2 separate regions of the Homo sapiens genome follow, and region 2 is linked to region 1. Evidence: read pairs that join two places in POLR2A ChIA-PET (ENCODE). Cell type or tissue: PC-9. All regions are shown on one strand. Each heading gives the region's core, and the rest is flanking DNA. Links, peaks and the distances in the headings are about the cores only. Region 1 overlaps LINC01622 (long intergenic non-protein coding RNA 1622). Region 2 has its middle 80 kb from the start of EXOC2.

Region 1 (5,379 bases), core at 284-5,283:
CTGGTGTGACTCACTCCTGAGCACAGGCCCTTACCCTCCTAGGAAGAACAGCGATGGCACTCTCCCTGTCCCTAGGATGGAGTCTTGCCATTAGCCTCAGGCTCATAGTTGGAAAGCACGATGGGGGAAATGGGCAGAGACGGCCTCACTGAAGTGCAGTTGCTGACCAGACACTGGCAGACACAGGGATGGCTTGACACGTGTGTGCCAAAGCTCATTGCAAGGTTTCTGCAAAGTCCATCAACACCTGGAGGCACTTCTGCTGGAATCCCAGCTGACCTGCTCCTCGTGGATCTCCTTGCCAGCTGACAGCAAATAAGCTGATCCCAAGTGTGCAAACTGCCTGCATTGCTGTCTTCCCTCTCTGCTTTTTTCTTATATACATCTGTTGTTAGATAACATAGATGAAACTGACCTATGTCTCCTCTGGCACCAAGTAAACAACTGACGATAATCAACAGTTTCATTCCTCCATCCGTCAGGGCAAGGTTTTCGTCTCTTCTAGTCAGGGAAGCATAACTCTGGGGCCTCAAGTCTGAACAATGGCCCTAACGTAGCATTTCATTGCTTTTTGAGGAGCAGGCCATGCACATGGGGACCCTGAACCCTGCTGTGAGCCACCCTCCAGCTGGGGGAGCCTGTCAGGCTGCACCCCATCTCACTTGACTTGGCCTTGATTCACCATCTTCAAACAGGTAGCTGTGAATGGCTTAGGACCATTCTCAGAGTTCACTTCACCAGCTGAGTTTAAAACATCCCGCTATCCTGTGAGAATGATGAACAGCCACAGCCACGCTGGGCCTGTGCTTGTACAACAAACTTGACTTTGCTTCTGCGCTTCCCAGAAGACACTCCAGCATGCTCTGGGAGTAGGCATACTGGGTATTTGCACCTGATGTGCAAGAAAGAGTGCTTGGAAGATCACAGAAGAGTCAGACAGGAGGAGAGCCGAGGGGTTGAAACCCTCCCGCGAACAGGTACCTGGCACGTACCTGGCACACCATTCTCCTCCGGAGAGTGCTGCTCTGTCGCCCAGGCTGGAGTGCAGTGGCACAGTCACAGCTCACTGCAGCCTCAAACTCCCGGGCTCAAGTGATCCTCCTGCCTCAGCTTCCTGAGTAGCTGGGACTATGGGCATGCTACCATGCCTGGCTAATTTTTAAATTTATTTTGTAGTAGAGACAGTGTCTCACTATGTTGCCCAGGCTGGCCTTGAACTCCTGCCCTCAAGGGATCCCAAATAAATATATTTATTTCTAAATTCATTCTAAATGTTTGCAATGTTAAGTATGTGTGGCAAAAGAACAGATACCTTTCATTTTTTCAATCACCTTTCAAATATTGTTACAAAAGCACATATTACTGTGAAATAGTCGTAATTTCAGAAAGAAATTATTCTTCATTCAACTTCTCTTAAGATTTTTAATTAAACTTTTTATTTTGAAAACATTCAGAACCTACAGCAAAGTTGCAAGAATATTACAAGTTAATGATTATATGCTCTTCCCCTCTATTCTCCCACCATTGATACTTAGCCATGCCAACTCTCTCCATCTCTATATTCTACACATTTACAGTGCAATTATCAAATTTAGAAAACTTAACATTGACACAATGCTATTATCTAATATGTGGTGAATATTCAAATTTTGTTGATGGTTACAAAATTGCCTTAAAAGCAACTTTTTCCCCTCAACACAAAATCCAATCTAGGGTGATGCGTCGCATTTAGGTGTCATGTCCCCTTAGACTTCCTTAATCAGGAGCAGTCCTTAGCCTTTCTTTGTTCCATGAGGCTGAAAGTTCGTTTCTGAAGTGCTCAGGGTCTTTTTGTTTTGCTGACGTCTCAGTTTGGGTATCACTTGGTTAAGGTGGTGTCATCCAGAGTTATCTTCTGGAAAGGCACCTTCTATCTTGGATAGGAAGGAATTTAAGAGCAGGCACTAGGCAACTGTAAATATCACCCCACAATTCCACTGAATGATATTAATATTCAGCGACGATCTTTGCCCGGGCCAACAATTATTATGGTGGTTTCAAAGCAGTCATTTTCTGACTCCTTTATCAGTTGGCCTTCTATAAGGAGAGGCTTTCTCATGGATCCCACCCCTTCACTTGCTTGTTTTCTGCCAGCATTCTGTACTCACAGGTTGGTTTCTTTGTCCAGTGAGTTGTCACCCACTACCTTCATGAGCCATTTTCAAGCTCAATTTGTCTCATGTGTGCCCAGTGGCAGCTCCTTCAAACTAGTCCTTGTTTCCTTTTGTCCCCATCATGTTTTGAGCAGTTCCTTACTTTGGGGCTGATCCTGTACTTTTCCTGCCTCAGCCCTGGAGTCAGCCATTCTCTAGGGAGCTGGTTCCCTGGAGTGGGTCTGGCACATGTTTAACAAAGGAAGGAAGATGCAAGAGAAGGAACTCCAACATCCAAATCCTTCATTTAAGAGAGTCTTGAAAATACCCGGGAACAGGGGAACTCTTGCTGTCCAGTGGACTTTAACCTTAATTTTTCCATATTTTCATATTTTAGGCCCTGCATGTTTTTCTTCGGGAAGGCTGTGCAGTCTGCTCTGAGGAGACAGATCAACCTAGCCCTTCTCCAGGACGAACTCCGAAAACCACAGGAATTCACGTTCAAAGGATGACGCATCTCAGAATCAGGTCTGTGTGTATGTGAATTGCTTTTATCTCGTAGGAAAGAAAATCCCCATCTTATACGGCCACTTTTTGACAAAATATGTTCATGCATCCCCAAATCAGAAAAATCATTTGTTACTTCAGTTTCCTGGAAGGAGAAAAGCACTGAATAACTTCTGCAAGCAAGGAAACCTGAGTTCAGTGTGGTTCCCAGGGCCTGCTACCTCCTTACTGACTGAGACCTGGGCGTTTGGCCGAAGCACACATCTCTCAACAGGGGCCACTTATATCTTTATCAAGGGGTGCCTGGGGTGTGTGTGTGTGTGTGTGTGTCTCTGTGTGTGTATGTGTCTGTGTGTGTGAAAAAACAGAGAGAGAAATGAAAGTTGTGGAGGTGAGAAAGTATTTCATAGGTTAGATATTAGTCATCATGAACATTTTTGCATTTAAAATGAGTATCTTATAGGACAGAAGTTCCTAACGCAGAGTTTTTAATTTTGTTTTGCTTTTTATTTTCTAAAATGACCTTTTAAAATAAAATTCCTCCAGCCTGGCCAACATGGCGAAACCTCATCTCTACTGAAAATACTAAAATTAGTGGGGCGTGGTGGCGAACGCCTGTAATCCCAGCTACTTGGGAGGCTGAGGGAGGAGAATCGCTTGAACCTAGGAGGCAGAGGTTACAGTGAGCCAAGATCATGCCACTGCACCCCAGCCTGGGCGACAGAGCAAGACTCCGTTTTGAAAAAATAAAATAAAATAAATAAAATTCCTCCCTACGAGACATGATACCACTAACTCACCCCTCTTCCCAAATTTGCAAATCAAGTTATTAAAGCTCTTTTCAATTCATTTTTCCTTTCTGAACAATGACTATTTAATATAAAGAGTTAACTCGTTCTGTTTTTCAATACAAATAAGAATTACAAACTGTAGAGCTATTTCTAGCAGAAGTACTTTCTTACGGAACCAATTTTTCTTCTGATTAATTCAAATTTATTTTAAACGTGTGAAAGAATTTCAAATACTGTTACACAGATATTCTAAATGTCTAAAATCAACTCTGAAATAAAGTCCCTACCTGGAGCCTCCCTGGCTCACTTTCTCTTCCTTAGCTATTCTCTTTTTCTTTCTTCCTGTATTTTTTCATTGCAAATCTTAAAGTCGTGGTAAGACCGAAAACAAGCAAACAATTAACTGCACAAGGTAACCCCCATTAGAGATAGTGCTGTGAATACCTGCAGAGGGGGCTGTGGAAACAGTGACAGGCTGCACATGGGGTGGGGGTGGGAGTGAGGAAGACCCAGGAGGGGCCTGGCAGGGGAGCCAGAAGGGCAAAGAGCAGCAGGAGCTCCGCAGGACTTAGTGGGTGAGCAGGCGGGCGAGTGAGGGTCTTGCGGGGTGCCGGGAGCAGGCGGGCGAGCGAGGGTCTTGCGGGGTGCTGGGAGCCCGCAGGACTTAGTGGGTGAGCAGGCGGGCGAGCGAGGGTCTTGCGGGGTGCTGGGAGTGGATGCGCTAAAGTCTGAGAAGTGGCCAGGGTCCTGATCGCCGGGGGGTCTGTCGTCCTCAGGGAGGAGCTGGACTTTCCGGCCAGCACAAAGCAAAGCCCTTTGATGAGATGCTTTGCTTCAGAAGTCACCTTGGCAGCTGCGTCAGGGAACGGATGTAGCGGCTCAAGAGTGAACCCGGAAAGGCTCCTAAGGAGGTCCCTGCCTCAGTCCAGGCAAGGCTGTGGCCTAGACGAGGTGGCGGGCTCGTGTGGATGTGGAGAGAGGTGGGTTTTAGGGGTAGAGCTGGTCCGACTTCCTGATAAGTAGATACGGAGTGGGAGGAGTCAGGAGGTCTGTTCCGGGCCCGCCATTGTGGAGCCGGAAGGGAGGCCACGCTGACAGGGAAGCTGCTGTGAGGTGAAGAAGGTTCGCTGGTTTTCTGGCCCGTACCTGTGCAGGGGTCCCAGGGCCCGGTACTCTGTTCTTTGGCGGGAGCTGGTTGACCTTGTCTGAGGTCATTGTTCATCTACGCATCAGGGTCCTTCTATGAGTCTTCGAAGCCAGAACTAGCGAAGAGAGTCAGTCCAGCCCCTCCACGTTCCCTTCACTTTCTTGAGGAAGAAGGTCTGCAACAGGACCATGTAAAACCAACGCGGAGGAGGAGAGAGAGAGAGAGACGGAGGGGAGACAGGGAGAGACGGAGCGAGAAGGGAGACAGAACGAGAGAGAGGGAGGGAGAGGGGGAGAGAAGACAGGGAAGGATGGCGGGGAGGGAGAGAGGAAGAGATAGGGAGAAAGACAGGGAGGGAGAGGAAGAGGCAGAGAGAGAAAGGGAGAGAGAGGGAGGTGGGGGAGAGAGACGTTTGAACGAAGTCTACAGATTAGTTAATAGTGTGATCATTGTTAACTTGCTGACTTTGATCATGGCTGTGGTTATGGGTGTTAATATTTGAGAAAGCTGAATGAAGGATGAACAGAGATTTTTCACCCTAAGTGAAAAGCCATAAGTCTGAAATATAAAACATTAAAAAGTTTTTTAAAAAGAAAAAATCTAGGCAAAAATTATAGCACCTCAAATACTGCTTTTGATATAATTTGTGCCTAGTCAATTTCCTAAAAAACATTATTTTTCTCTTGAAAAATATAAGGTGCTTTGTAGGTTAGTCTTGGCTGGTAAAAGAGAAAAGTATGCAAGATAGAGTATGCTCTAAAAAAGTAAATACATAGCATATGGGGCTTCTAATTTCCTAGTT
Region 2 (5,379 bases), core at 174-5,173, 230 kb after region 1:
CGATTTCATAATTTGTACACCTGCAATGCAGGGACTGATCTCTCTGTAGGTGCACATTTGCCTCAGGGTACACTGGCCTAGTGCGGCACTGCCCTACAAAGGCAAATCCTCCATCAATACATAATGAAAAACGACCCATCAAAAAAATAAGTCAGAGTTGGGGAGGCACAGAAAAAGTGACAAATTGATTCCAGACTCTTCTTTTTTAGGCCATCATGGAAACAGTTACTGGATTTATATTGGAAAATTCCTACCAGGGTGTGACGCCTTCAATCGCCCTTCGTTTCCCGTGATCTCCCCAGGAGCAGGCAGAGGGGCATCCTGGGAACCGACCGCGAGGTGGCCTGGATCTTACTGCTGCCACTGAGTGCCGCTCCCAGGAATGTGGGCACGGGGATCCAAAACCTCAGACGCACTGCAGGAATGTGGGCACGGAGAGCCAAAACCTCAGACGCACCGCAAGGTGCCCACAACCTCATTCGTGTGCTTGGACACCTGAAAATCCTTTACCTGGTACCTTTAATTGACAAATTTCATATAATCACCACTTTTCGTAATATCTGAGGAATTCCACTAAAGAAAGAGGGATGCCTGAACACTGGAGACACACAAATGTCCGTATTTTATATAAGAAAGGTCAAGGCAATGAATTTAGCGTTCTAGACTGCTACATTTAATATGGATACCTTGAAAAGCGATGATGGAATAATTTATTGACAGCTTTGTTGTATTTTAAAAGTAATAAAGGAGGCATCCAACCAAACAAGTTCATTGAATTTTTGATGGGGCCATGAGACCTGTAGATCAGAAGGACACAGGCAGTGTGATTTCCTCAAAGTGTTTGACTTGACAAAGGAGGGAGGAATTAAAGTGTAAGGAGACGTTGATAGTTGATTAAACAACAGCGACCTAAAGGGTGCTGAGAAGTCCACTGCTGTTAACCTGGAGGAAAGTCCCCTGAGTCCCAGCTGTTGGGGACAGCTCATCTGCCAGGCAACAGAATCCATGTTCAAGATGATTTCAAGGCCCAAAGGAAGAGACAAAAACAAATACAAACAATTCATTAGAAATAAAAGTTTTTTAAAATGTGAAATTCTGATTTTAGATTCCCACAAATAATTTCATAATTTTGGCAGAGATAACATCTAGCTTGGGAGTGGGTTTTGAGAAAACAGGCTTGAAGATGAGTTGTAAGAGCACGAAAAAGGAAAAATGCAGGTGGGCTCAGTCTTCATTCATAGAAGCATGGAGTCCCTATCAAGGCAGGTAATTAGGATGTGCCTCAGTTTCCCCAGGACCCTTTCTGCTAGCTTCGTGCACTTGTGTCAGAAGAGGCCATTAACCATGCTGTCCCCAGACTCCCTCCCACATTTCTTGACTTGTCAGGCTTTCCTGTGAGACTCATTTTCCCCTCCCTGTTGTTCTATTCTTTGACCTAATTACTGGCTGAACTAACAAGCGTTACTTGCCTTCAATGTATTCTCTCACCCTTCATCTATTAAAAACATAATACCCATGCTCAACTTTGAAGGCCCAGCTTGAATCCTACCTTCTCAGTGTGGTTTTCCTCTTCCTCACCAACAGAAATGACCTGGTCTTCCTCCAGGGGCTTGTGAACCTAGTGGCCATGGTCCTTAGGACTCTTACCAGCCTTATCACATGCACTATTGTCTTCTATGAGAGTTGGTACATTTCAGAGCATCCTAAATCATTTCTTAGGCAACAGAGGACATCAGTTGTACTTTTATAAAGATTCTATTTAAGATGTAGCTTTCTGTCAATAAACTAGGTATTGAAGGAACATACCTCAAATAATAACAGCCATTTATGACAAACCCACAGCCAATATCTTATTGAATGGGCACAAGCTGGAAGCATTCCCCTTGAAAATCGGCACAAGACAAGGATGCCCTCTCTCACCACTCCTATTCAACACAGTATTGGAAGTTTTGGCCAGGGCAATCAGATAAGAGAAAGAAATAAAGGGTATTCAAATAGGAAGAGAGGAAGTCAAATTGTCTCTGTTTGCAGATGACATGATCCTATATCTAGAAAACCTCATCATGTCAGCCCAAAAGCTTCTTCTTCTTTTTTTTTTTTTTTTTTTTTTTGAGATGGAGCCTCACTTTGTCGCCAAGGCTGGAGTGCAGCAGTGCGATCTTGGCTCACTGCGACCTCCACCTCCTGGGTTCAAGCAATTCTCCTGCCTCAGCCTCCCGAGTAGCTGGGGCTACAGGCACATGCTGCCGCGCCCAGATAATTTTTTGTAATTCAGTAGAGACATGGTTTCATTGTGTTGCCCAGGCTGGTCTCGAACTCCTGAGCTCAGGCAATCTGCTTGCCCCAGCCTCCCAAAGTGCTAGGATTATAGGTGTGAGCCACTGTGACCAGCCTCAAAAGCTTCTTAAGCTAATAACCAACTTCAGCAAAGTCTCAGGATACAAAATCAGTGTGCAAAAGTCACAAGCATTCCTATACATCAACAACATACAAGCAGAGAGCCAAATCATAAATGAACTCCCATTCACAATTGCTACAAAGAGAACAAAATACACAGGAATACAACTAACAAGGGAAGTGTAGGACCTCTTCAAGGAGACTACAAACTATTGCTCAAGGAAATCAGGACACAAACAAATGGAAAAACATCTCATGCTCATGGATAGGAAGAATCATTATTGTGAAAATGGTCATACTGCTCAAAGTAATGTATAGATTCATGCTATTCCCATTAAACTACCAATGACGTTCTTCACAGAATTAGAAAAAACTATTTTAAAATTCATATGGAGCCAACAAAGAGCCCATATAGCCAAGACAATCCTAAGCAAGAAGAACAAAGCTGGAGGCATCATGTTATCCAACTTCAAACTATACTATAAGGCTACAGTAACCAAAAGAGCATGGTACTAGTACAAAAACAGACACATAGACTAATGGAACAGAATAGAAAACTCAGAAATAAGACTGTACATCTACAACCATCTGATCTTCAACAAACCTGACAAAAACAAGCAATGGGTAAAGGATTCCTTATTTAATAAATGGTGCTGGGAGAACTGGCTAGTCATATACAGAAAATTGAATATGGACCCCTTCCTTATACCTTATACAAAAGTTAACTCAAGATGGATTAAAGACTTAAATGTAAAACCCAAAACTATAAAAACCCTAGAAGAAAATCTAGGCAATACCATTCAGTGCATAGGCACGGGCAAAGATTTCATGAAGAAAATGTCAAAAGCAATTGCAACAAAAGCAAAAATTGACAAATGGGATCTAATTAAACTAAAGAGCTTCTGCACAGGAAAGGAAACTATCAGACTGAATAGACAACCTACAGAATGGGAGAAAATTTTTGCAATCTATCCACCTGACAAAGGGCTAATATCCAGAATCTACAAGGAACTTAAACAAATTTAGAAGAAAAAAACAAACAACTCCATTAAAAAGTGGGCAAAGGACATGAACAGACACTTCTCAAGAGAAGACATTTATGTAGCCAACAGACATATGAAAAAAAGCTCAACACCATTGTCATTAGAGAAATGCAAATCAAAGCCACAATAAGATACCATCTCATGCCAGTCAGAATGGTGATTATTAAAAAGTCAAGAAACAACAGATGCTGGTGAGGCTGTGGAGAAATAGGAACACTTTCTATACTGTTGGTGGGAATGTAAATTAGTTCAACCATTGTGGAACACAGTGTGGCAATTCCTCAAAGACCTAGAACCAGAAATACCATTTGACCCAGCAATCCATTACTGGGTATATACCCAAAGGACTATAAATCATTCCATTATAAAAATACATGCATGCATATGTTCACTGCAGCACTATTCACAGTAGCAAAGACAGAGAATCAACCCAAATGCCCATTAATAAAAGACTGGATAAAGAAAATGTGGTACATATACACCATGGAATACTATGCAGCCATAAAAAGGAATGAGATAATGTCCTTTGCAGGGACATGGATGGAGCCAGAAGTCATTATCCTCAGAAAACTAACACAGGAACAGAAAACCAAACACAGCATGTTCTCACTTATAAGTGGGAGATGAACAATGAGAACACATGGACACAGGGAGGGGAACAATGCACACTGGGGCCTGTCATGGATGTTAGGGAAGAAGAGCATCAGGATAAAGAGGTAATGCACATGGGGCTTAATACCTAAGTGATGGGTTGATAGGTGCAGAAAACCACCATGGCACACCATTTACCTATGTAACAAACCTGTACATCCTTCATATGTACCCTACGACTTAAAATAAAATTTAAAAAATAGTAATACTAAGATGTAGCTTTATTTATGACTTGTGTTGTAAAATTTAGACTCTCTTAGGTTCAAGCAAAAATTTCTACACATTTCTCTACTGATAAGGAAAACACTCCTCTATAAGGCATCAATATTAGCAAATGTACATAACCAAGGAATGCATGACACTGAGATACATATTTAAAGCAATAGTTACAGCAAGTAGCTTGAATGAAAATTTTAGGAGAATGCAACTGATCTTGTCTTAAGATAATATGGAATAACTGAGGTACAATGGGAAAGAAACAAACAAAGATCATCAATCAAATATGAGAAGGCTTCCTTGATTCCAGCATTTTGGGCCTAACTCTCAATCTGTAACAAGTCTCCCAAGAAAGGTAAGTGAGTGAGAGAGAGAGAGAGAGAGAGAGAGACAGAGAGAGACAGAGAGAGAGAGAGAGAGAGAGACAGAGACAGAGAGAAAGGAAGGAAGGAGGGAGGGAGGGAGGAAGGAGAAAAAAGAAAGATTTTCATTCTTCATTAACTAAATTATATTTAGTGCATACTCTGTGTCAGGCACTGCCATGTGCTTTTGAAATAAAGAAGTTAACAAAATGTACATAGTCTCTGTGTTCATGGAGCATCCATTGTACCTCAGGATCGGAATAACCCAGTAAAAGGTCAGGTACAATAATAACTATAAGAATTAACAGGTTATGTGAGGGGGATAGAGAGTGATAGCGGTGGTATTTTATAACTGGTGTTAACTGAATCTTCACAATAATGCTCTGAAGCAAATAAAGGCCGTTCATTTGAGGCTAATCTTAAAATGAGAAAACTAAAGCTCAGAGATGATTACAGGAAGCAGCAGACTCAAGACTAAGTCCCAGCATTCCCAACTCAATCTGATACTCATTTTATTTTATCACCTTGCCTGATCAGAGGATCAGGAAATTATGCTTGTTTGAAGAGCTCTTCTTAACAAAGCAAAATGTGGGGAAGCCAAAGCTGTAGGCGACCACTTTTTTATTATTATTTTTATTTATTTTTTATTTCAATAGGTTTTTACGGAGCAGATGGTGTTTGGTTACATGAATAAGTTCTTCAGAGGTGAT

The links. ChIA-PET counts read pairs that join two places held together with the same protein. Peaks named below come from ENCODE experiments on the same cell type or tissue, not always from the same donor. Only the 100,000 strongest peaks of a DNase experiment are listed, where the experiment ranks them.
Region 2: POLR2A ChIA-PET joins it to region 1 with 7 read pairs; 2 of 35 experiments call an interaction of 5 or more read pairs at or near these places.

Annotation. Positions count from the first base shown.
Region 1 is chr6:1,002,679-1,008,057 of GRCh38, reverse strand. LINC01622 (long intergenic non-protein coding RNA 1622) reads left to right here. Exons shown (of 4, transcript NR_027116.2): 2 at 2,530-2,660. Among named protein-coding and RNA genes, the nearest start is that of LINC01622, 96 kb to the left of the region's middle. In PC-9, for the core only: no CTCF peak of the experiment used is centred there; a DNase peak (open chromatin) is centred at 2,637.
Region 2 is chr6:770,461-775,839 of GRCh38, reverse strand. No RefSeq gene overlaps it. Among named protein-coding and RNA genes, the nearest start is that of EXOC2, 80 kb to the right of the region's middle. In PC-9, for the core only: no CTCF peak of the experiment used is centred there; no DNase peak of the experiment used is centred there; H3K27me3 peaks cover 570 bases.